2 separate regions of the Homo sapiens genome follow, and region 2 is linked to region 1. The links are chromatin loops, found by intact Hi-C in ENCODE. Cell type or tissue: tibial artery. All regions are shown on one strand. Each heading gives the region's core, and the rest is flanking DNA. Links, peaks and the distances in the headings are about the cores only.

Region 1 (5,027 bases), core at 1,028-5,027:
ATGTCCTAACATAGCATTTTCTACTTCTCATCTGTGACCTTCATGCCTTTCTCTACATCAGTGTGGTGGACAGAGAGGTAGGTATTTGTGGTATTGGGGTCGTGGGGGTGGGCTGTGCGAGGTGAGGAATGAAAGAGCATATAGTCTCGGTGAGAGGCAATAGACAAAGGTTATTAGAGTGAGTTTGGTGGCGAGACGGAAATGTTCCAGGCCCTGCCCCTTTTATATCCTCATCTCAGACTTGGCTTCCACTTTCCCAGGGCTTCCTTCCTCACACTGAATGGAATTTTGCCTGTGGGACCAGCTCTCTGTGTGACAGTGTAGGGATTTGATTTGATTTTTTTAAATGGAATCTCACTCTGTTGCCCAGGCTGGAGTGCAATGGCCGGATCTCAGCTCACTGCAACCTCTGTCTCCTGGATTCAAGAGATTCTCCTGCCTCAGCCTCTGGAGTAGCTGGAATTACAGGCAGGTGCCACCATGCCTGGCTAATTTTTGTATTTTTAGTAGAGATGGGGTTTCACCACGTTGGCCAGGCTGGTCTGGAACTCCTGACCTCAGGTGATCTGCTGGCCTCGGCCCCCCAAAGTGCTGGGATTATAGGAATGAGCCACTGCACCTGGCAGGGATTGTAAAAGTATGCTCATTTGGAACATATATAGAATAACCTTTTTTTTTTTTTTTTTTAAGAAACAGGGTCTTGCTATGTTGCCTAGGCTGGTCTTGACCTCTTGGCTTCAAGCAATCCTCCCGCCTCAGCCTCCCAAATTGCTGGCATTACAGGCACAAGCCACCATGCCCAGCCATGGAGAATATTCTTATCAAAAACATAGGCAAAGGGAAATGACTGCATTTAAGCACAAAAGTTGGGGGTAAGCTTCCTGGACGCTAAAGATAGAACACAGCACTAGATTAATAAAAAGAGTAACAGTGTGAGCCAGGCACAGTGGCTCATACCTGTAATATCTATGCTTTGGGAGGCTGAGGCAAAAGAATCACTTGAGGCCAGGAGTTTGAGGCTGCAGTGAGCTATGATCACACCACTGCACTCTAGCCTGGGCAACAAAGCAAGACTCTGTCTCAAAAAAAAAAAAAAAAAAGGAAAGAGAGAAAAAAGTAACAGTCTGGTTTGTTTGTGTTTTTAGTTTGTTTGCTTTTAAATAATGGTCACGGAACAAGATGATTTATTTGGTCGAAGTTTTAGCAAAAAAAAAATGAAGATCATCAATATAAGGATGCATTTTATATTGACTGTCACTAAAATCCAAGGGCATGAAACATTCTCATTGGAAACTATATGTAAATTTCTCTTTGAAAATGTAATATTCATAGATTTTATAAGTAAAACATTACAAAAAAATGCAAAGTACCAAAAGATATTACAGGAAAATGGAAATTACCCAAATCCCACGACCCAAACACTGCTAGTGTTTACTTTCTTTCCACACTGTCTCACGTCTATTCTCTCCACTATAGTGAGAGCCCCAAGAGGCCAAGGGGGCTTCTATTATTGCATGCTCAGATTCTAGCTTTCTTAAAGTACACTAAGCACAATTTATTACTGATAATACTAATAACAGAATCATTATAGACAATACTGAGCTATAGAGAGGCAGTTTGTCCCTCCACTTAATAGGCTGCAGCTGTCACTGTTTTGACTCATCTTTTATCTCCTTTTGTTTCTCTATTTATAAACTATTCCCAGTGAGTTGACACTTCTAACCTGACCTGTGCAGAGATATTAGAAAATAAAGTTTGCTACATATATATGATCACAGAACTCCTCTGCCTGAAAGCCTCTGCTCTTAGAACAAAAGGCCAACTCCTGATGGTCCCTAGATCTATCTGGTTAGCTCCATCTCATTCCTTTCCCCCACCCCCCAAGCTCCACATTACTTTTTGGTTCTCCCAATACTGTCTCCCTTACTTAGCTCATTCCCATTCATCTTTCCAATGTCAGCTCAAATGTCACTTTCTGGGGGAAACCTTCTTGGCTTCTCAAACTAGGCCAGGTGACCCGGTACAGACTCTAGTACCTTCCTCACACAGGTCTTACCAGGTGGCAATTTTACACTTACTTCTGTGCATATCTGTTCATATGATCAACGTCTGCATCCTGCAAGTCTGGTTTTCCAGATTATTGTATCCCCAGGGCCTAGGATTTGTAGACGTCTCATTCAACAGATAATTTTTAAGTGTTTGCATCATGCCAGGCATTACTGTAGGCCCTCATTTTGATTGATTGCGGTTCCCTCTTCCAGGCAAGTGAGGTGTTGCTATATTAAGATTTACTAAGCCGGCGTGGTGGCTCACACCTGTAATCCCAGCACTTTGGGAGGCTGAGGCGGGTGGATCATCTGAGGTCAGGAGTTTGAGGCCAGCCTGGCCAACATGGTGAGACCCGTTTCTACTAAAAAAAAATAAAAAATAAAAAAATACAAAATTAGCCGTGCATGGTGGCGCATGCGTGTAGGCCCAGCTACTCAGGAGGCAAGGCTGGAGAATCGCTGAACACCAGAGGTGGAGGTTACAGTTGCACCATTGCACTCCAGCCTGGGCGATCAGAGCAAAACTCCGTCTCAAAAAAAAAAAAAAAAAAATTTACTACTAAGAATGACTGCAGGACCTCAGGCTCAACTAATAGCTTACTCATAAAATCATGTCATAAGCAATAGAAATATGGTTTGCTCGTATGCAAAGCAAAAATTTATAAAATGGCAAGTTTAAAAAGCACCGCCAGAGTCATGATTGTTCAAAGTCACTGAACGAAGTGTTCTGTAAAATAAACGTCCATTTGTAAAGCCAATCTTCATCGCCTAGGTTGTAGTCTTTTCAGGTTATATTTTGTCTGTATTCTCAAGTATCAAGTTTATGAGAGAACCAAACATCTCTAAAAACCTCTTCAGTAAAGCCTTTTCGTATAACAAAATACCCTGATCGATATCCTGTATAGAAGGCAACTGAGGAGCAGGGGCATTCCGGTGACCTCGTAAGGGTCGAATATGCGCGGGAGGGCGAAACCAGAGGCGCATAGCCCCCGGCCGAGCTAATGCCACCCTTCCCACCCGGTGTCCTCCCGCGCCCTCCAGGCCCCTTCCTCCCCTTCAGACCTGCGGGTCCCCAGAGCCGAGGCGCCAGCCTGTCAAAAGATACCGGGAGTCCTCCGCGCCTGGCGCCAGCCTCCAGCCCGCGCCCCTGGGGAGGCCGGGAGCGTTTCCACCACCGTCCTCTGACAAGCTCGCCGCTCGGCCGGGCTCCGAGGCCGCCGGGACGGAGTAGACAGTCGCGCAGGCCAAGCCCCGCCGCGCAGAACCAGTGCGCGCGGAGGCGACGCGGGCAGAGAGGAAGGAGCGCGGCTGCGCTCCCTGCCCGTGGCCAACCCAGCCCGCGCCTCCGCGCGTGTCGCGGGCACCCCGAGTCCCCAGCCCGCAGAGCCCAAGGGCCGCCGAGGCCTCCTCGCCCCTACTCCCTCCTCTACCTTCCCTCACCGGCCGGAAGACGAGGCTCTCCGCCAGGGGGAGCGCGCCGAGGCCCGGGGGTGACCGCCTCGAACATGCTTGCCCCGGGCCCCGGGGACGCTGTTGGTGTTAAAGGGGGCCCACGGGCAATTGCTGCATCCGGGCTAAGAGCTGGGGCTCCGATTCGACTGTTTGAGTAAACGAGTCGGTATCATTAATAATGACAATTGCACAAAAGAAAATAGGAAAGAAACCCCCTTTCCTGGCGCCGAACCAGGCCCGCCTTGGCTCGGAGCCACCGGCTCTTCTGGGTTTTCGGGGCAGCTGGCAAGAGGGAGGCAGGCAGAGGAGGCGGCTCCGGGTCCGACTGCCAAGCTGACCAGGGCGGTGAGCCCGTGACTCCTGGCGGCGGCCCAGACCCGGGTGCTGGCGTGCAGGGGAAGGCGACGGCCGCTGCGCGCTGGTTCCCGGACCCTGCCCAGCGTGGCGTGGAGACCGACGGCCGCACAGGGGTCACCGGTATCCACATGGACACCTCCTAATCGAGCTTTGTTCACCAGAGGGCTAGGCCCTTCTTTCCCTGGCGCTTCTCTTCCCCCCGCGACACAGCTCTTCCCCCTACTCCTTCCCGGGAGAGCGCGCACCCATGCAGTGGCCTCCATCTGGACGCCACGGGGCTCGGAGAGGCGATGACCCCTGGCAGCCCAGGCCGGTATCGAATTAAGTAAAAATTTTGAATGCCCAGGTGGCTGCGCGTAGAGCGGCAGCAGGCCGGGCTGGCGGCGCCCAGGTGCCCAGCGGAGGGCCAGGCGCTCAGAGCGCACAGCCGGCCGCCACCTCGGCCCCTGCCCCCCGCCCCGGGGTACCTCTGGCCTGTCGGGTGGGGTCGGGTCGCTGCGGCCGCGGCGGAACCCGGCTCCGGACCTGGATCACAGCATCCAGCGCGCGGCCGGCGAGGCGCCTCCTGTTACCCTGGGGCCGGCGTCCCTCGTCCCATCGGAGCGAGCGAGGATGCTGCGGTGCCCGGCGACAGGTCGTCGGATAGCATTGACAGCACCTTCCTTTCAAGGTGCTTTATGCCTGCCCTCTCCACGTGCGGAGGGCAGGGTGACCAACGCAAAAACCTGAGCTGCGCCTCCAGACCCGTGCGCCCCTTTGATGGGCATCTGTGGTGTTTATCTGTCCCCCGAAAGCGGTGACCGAGAAGTAAATAAATGGGCGAGAGGTGGTAAAATCCTGGCAGTATTTCCGCTCGTCCTGTCGCGAACTACATATCCCAGGGAGCCCGGGGCGCCGGGACGCGTGTCCACCCCGCCATCCACTTGGAGAAGGCGTTACTGAGCCTGGCCCGACGCACGGGCCAATCCCCTCGCCCTACACCTTGGCTGGAACCTGAGACGGATTCGCTCCCAAATGATGCTCCAGTGGCAGGAGCAACTCAAGTTCATCATTGTCCTGAGAGAGAGGAGCAGCGCGGTTCTCGGCCGGGACAGCAGAACGCCAGGGGACCCTCACCTGGGCGCGCCGGGGCACGGGCTTTGATTGTCCTGGGGTCGCGGAGACCCGCGC
Region 2 (5,045 bases), core at 525-4,524, 150 kb after region 1:
CAGATAACCATATAAATCCATTTGTAGCCACTGGCTGTCATTCTCCCTCTGAGGTCAGGGGGCCAGAACCTGTAAACAAAGGCCTCACGTGAAACATGAGACTGGGAAAAGGAAACAGGTCTATTGCTTGGGCTAGCTCTTTCAGGACCCAGCTGCCTGTCCTGCTCCTCTCCTTCTTGAGGTTCACTCTCTGGGTAGGCACTGCCCTGAGCAAAGCCAAGGTAAGCGCAAAATCTGAGCTGATCTTCTACCACCAAGTTCTTATGGAAACAGACTGCATCAGTGTCATCTGTACAGCAAAGACAACACATCTAGGAATTAAAGGGGCTAAGTGGCCTCCAATATTTACTTTCTGTTAATATAGCTCCATTCTCCATGGAATTGAGCTTCTCTGCCACCCAGTGTGCTAGAAGAGTGGTCTCCAGTCTTTCTCCCTGAGCTTCCCACACCTCCTCACCGTATCAGGGAGAGAGGTATGCTGCTCTTAGGCAGGCAGCCTATGTGTTGTGAGGCACTTCCTCCTCAGACTCAGAGGTATTTGCTATTGTTTTAGTACAGAAGAGAAAAGAGAATTGAATTTAAAATGAACAATCTATTAAAATTAATTTAGGATTTACAATTAATTCTAACAAAGACCTATCAAAAGTGGGAAAAAAGATATCCTAGTAACCTTAGACTATCATTAAAAGCAAAAAAAGAGACAAAGAAAGTTTATGATGAATTATCTTAGTGAAACAAAAATCAAGGTTTTGTAATCAGCATTTTACATGTTAAATATATCAAATTAACAATTATAAATGTTAGTGTAATCCTACAAGATGTTTCAGGACAGGGAATTTTTTATTAGTAAAAATTATAAACCTGGTAGTTTTAATTTCTAATCAAAAGAAAAATGGCGCTATTTTCACTTGCTGTATCACAATAATTTCTTCTTTGTGCCAATAAATATTAATATTTTTATGACAATTCTCAAGGGGTTAACATAGTACCAATTTAATAGAAATAATTTTGTACCTTTATTCTTGAGAAATCTTGATTATGGTTTAAAAAGACAGTCAAGAAGAATCTTCAGAGCAGAAATGCTATGAAGATTTCTCTACAGTATATATTTAATGTTAAGTTTAGAAAAAAGGCATTCCAGCTATTCATGAAGTATTTCAACAGTGTTCAAACTGAACAGTGTTATTCAGAAAGTCAAACTCACCTGCCAAACCAATAACTACTCTTTGGGCAACACAACGCACTATAAGTTAAATTGTGGTTCAAAATGGCAATTTCTTTAGTTCTTAAAATTGTTAGTAACTGAATACTCAAAAATTTAAAAGCTTCACATAAACTATTTTTAAAATTTATATCATATTTGAATGCTATTTATGATCTGTTAAAAGTGACAATATTCAGGCTGGGTGCAGTGGCTCATGTCTGTAATTTCAGCATTTTGGGAGGCTGAGCCAGGAGGATCGTCCGAGGCCGGGAGTTTTAGACCACCTTGGGCAACATACGTAGTAAGACCTCTCTCTATAAAAAGTAAAAATTAGCCAGGCATAGTGGCACACGCCTGTAGTCCCAGCCACTCTAGGGAGGCTGAGGTGGGAGGATCACTTGAGCCCAGGAGCTGGAGGCAACAGTGAGCTACGATCATGCCACTGTACTCTAGCCTGGAGTGTAGAGTGAGACTGTCTCTTAAAAAAACATACAAACAAACAGAAAATATATTATTGCATTTTACAAGGAATTTTAAAAAGGGTGACATACCGTTTCAAATCAAGTCACTGAAACCCAGAGGAAAAAATCTATTAAGAATTATATACAAAATGCTATTTATCTTAATCAACCGGAAATTATACATGTATTTTTTTCTTTGTAATGTGACTATAAAACTGTAATACTAATTATTTCTAAAATAAGAGCTTTATTGTGTACTTGCATTGAAGACAGAAAGGAACGAGCAGAGATAACTCTAGCTGCCAAGTTCTTCAAATGAAGCTTTACTAATCACCAAGTAAATGCCTTCCTATTCATTCAGTGTTTTCCTAACTATACAACCTAATTCAAACAAAATCTACCCAAACTTGCAAAAGGTCAACAAAAATAAGAAGAAAAATAATTGGCTATGGCCTTCGTGATAAGTGCCTTCTATTTTTAATAGATTCCTAGAATACCTATTCCTTGTTCTCTAAAGCAGTAACTTGCAAACTATTTTTACAATGTCCCAAAGATATACACATTAATACATAAAATGAAATTACAATTTTATGAGTCTGATGAACTGACATTTCCTATTTTAAAAAAATGCTGTTTTTATCCCATTACGTGGCCCCCAAACGGTCAAGACACCCAGTTGAGAAATACTGATCTTTAGATCTTTCTCCAGAAAGATGATTCCTAGTATCTGTATTTTGTTTGGACAAATTATTTACTATTATGTAATAATATGGACATTTCAGAAGACATTTTAATAAAGGATAAGCTGTTATAGAATGGTGATTCCCCAGTTCCATATCACTACTAATTAACAAGTATACATTAGGACATTACTGATTTTCCCACTGTAATTCTTTCTGTTTAAAAAGAAATCATGAAAATGTTGAATGACGTAGCACGTCTTCACCAGAAAGCTTATTAAATATGTGGTCCCTTTTATATATATATATATATATATATATATATATATATATATATATATATATATATATATGTATGTATGTTTTGTTTTGAGACAGGGTCTCACTCTGTCACCCAGACTGGAGTGCAGTGGTGTGATCTCAGCTTACTGCAGCCTCCACCTCCCAGGCTCAAGCGATCTTTCCACCTCAGCCTCCAATAGAGTAGCTGGGACTATAAGTGTGTGCTACCACGCCTGGCTAATTTTTGCATTTTTTTGTAGAGACAGGGTTTCACCATGCTGCCCAGGCTGGTTTCAAACCGCTGAGCTCAAGGGATCTGCCCAACTTGCCCTCCCAAAGTGCCGGGATTACAGGCATGAGTCACTGCGCCTGGCCCTAAAATATATTTATAGCAGACATTTTCTTTTCTGAGTTAAATCTGGCCCCAGCAGTAAATCAAAGATTGCTTAATATGCTGCAGAGAGGCTGATCAGACCACTTAGTAGCGATGGGCTTAAAATCTGTGTTCTTAGCATAAGCTTTAATTGTCAGTGAACAGTCCTTATTTCTGTTCCTGCTACATCCATTGATCTTTATTGTTTCTCTTCTTTCAGAACCAGAATGGATACAAGAGCAGGGAATAAAGTTCGCTTTAAAAAGCTGCAACATTTTATTAATCAAATCACCCAATTTAAAAGTGCTTTTAGACTTTAAAAATAAGTGCTTTAGCTTATATGGCTAAAAAAAAAAAATTATCACATCCATCTCTCTATAAAATTGTAAATATGAAAAATTTCAAATATTGCTACTTGTTATCATATCTGTAGCAAGAAATGAATAGCATTAAAATTTTTGTATACACAGAGAAAATGAGTCATCCAGGAATTTATGGTGGGGAAAAAAAAAAAAACCTTTAGAAAAGCAGTATGTCAACAATGCTTCTAAGTACAGCTAAGAGCACTATACTTTAGAATGCAAAGAAAGGAAACTAAGGGAGACTTATTAAAAAAAAGGTTTATAATAGTGACAGAAAAAAGTTTAATATGCAAATAAGGCTTTAAGACATCTTTTTTAAGAACTGACAATCAGTACCTTTTTAAATTTTCCTTGTCGTTTTGCTGCAGACTGCCCCTGGGAGTTAGAACGACATTCTGTAAGAAAACATGCATAATCTACACAGGATGGAGACAGAACCTCTGTCTAATTGTCTTTCAGTTTATGTTCCACCTGTGTTACACCACTTAGAAGGCTCAGGTCTGTGATTAAGATGGCATGCTTTTAAAGAAAGCAACATTGCCACTTTCATTCCTTACATAAGAAAAAGTACTCAAATATGTTATTACTAAGAGTACATGTCAACTTCTTATTGAAAAATTTAGTAGATCAAAATCTATTGCTTATAAAAGCATTTCTTAAAATAGTAAATTTAGTTGATGGTCTAGTCTGATTAAAGGGTACCACAACAACCCCATTGCCTATGCATTCTTATAAAAAGCAACAAAGTTACTGTGAAAGTCAAAGTGAAGTGAAAGTTACCTTCCCAACTACCAAAAAACAAGAAAACGCTAAACCACTGAGAAAAGATTACATAAACAATGTGATGGAAGTTATAATGAACTCAACAGCTTTAAGTTACTGCTTTCTCCCAGGAAGGTCTCCCTTGATAAATAGCTACCATAGTTAACACCACATATTTATAATTTAATTTCACAATTGTCTCCTAAAACAATGTAACTGGGAAGTAGTAACTATTTCTGAATTGCTAAAAGCCCACTTTTACTAATAATGCTTTTCTGTTATACTCTTCACAAGTAAGCAGACTCTTCAAAGTGTCATCTGTCATCTGAACGAAAATTCACAGCTGACGCCCAATAGCTGGAGCAGCTATGCTTCCTGTGAAATGAAATCTACAAAAAAAACTACCAGGGTTTCTTAAATCAGTGCATGTATTAATTACAAACCATTAACTATTGATTTACTTCAAATTATACTAAAGTACGTATGTATAAACAGTATAAACTGAAATGAGACCCAAGAAATGTCAGGGTAGGCAACTTTCTAAGCACAAGTTTCCCCAATTATGCTTCAATGACAGTAAATAAATGGCTTTTGGTTCAATAGTGGCAAAAAATAAATATAATTCTTAAGATGTATGAGAACTACTCATTTTGATAACAGCATTTATGTAGCAGGCTTACTTAGCTCTGTAAGAAGTAATAGTACAGAGAAATGCAAAACTGTTAAGAATGACAACTTTTACTGGCATTGAGCTAAAATGATTATTATGACAAAAGGTGATAGATCTATATAAACATCATTCTCATAATAAATTTGTAATGAAAACATAGAAGGAAAAAACAAAAACAGGTAGGTACTTATAAAACTGTAACATATATGTCTAAAGTACAACAACCAGAAACATATTTCTAAAAAAAGCAT

Evidence for each region. Peaks named below come from ENCODE experiments on the same cell type or tissue, not always from the same donor. Only the 100,000 strongest peaks of a DNase experiment are listed, where the experiment ranks them.
Region 2: it touches region 1 in a loop (2.5-fold over the local background); 2 of 110 quality-filtered maps call a loop at or near these places.

Annotation. Positions count from the first base shown.
Region 1 is chr13:102,798,819-102,803,845 of GRCh38, reverse strand. It overlaps POGLUT2 (protein O-glucosyltransferase 2), which reads left to right and starts at 4,870. Exons shown (of 10, transcript NM_024089.3): 1 at 4,870-5,027. BIVM (basic, immunoglobulin-like variable motif containing) reads right to left here and starts at 4,727. Exons shown (of 11, transcript NM_017693.4): 1 at 4,325-4,727. RefSeq lists silencers at 3,101-3,530, 3,561-3,610, 4,171-4,440 and an enhancer at 4,501-4,720. In tibial artery, for the core only: a CTCF peak has its summit at 3,513 (motif pointing right); DNase peaks (open chromatin) are centred at 3,250, 3,530, 3,966 and 4,815; H3K4me3 peaks cover 2,424 bases; H3K27ac peaks cover 2,415 bases.
Region 2 is chr13:102,650,051-102,655,095 of GRCh38, reverse strand. It overlaps TPP2 (tripeptidyl peptidase 2), which reads right to left. Exons shown (of 30, transcript NM_001330588.2): 24 at 3,699-3,737. Among named protein-coding and RNA genes, the nearest start is that of METTL21C, 42 kb to the left of the region's middle. In tibial artery, for the core only: no CTCF peak of the experiment used is centred there; a DNase peak (open chromatin) is centred at 2,969; H3K27ac peaks cover 2,298 bases.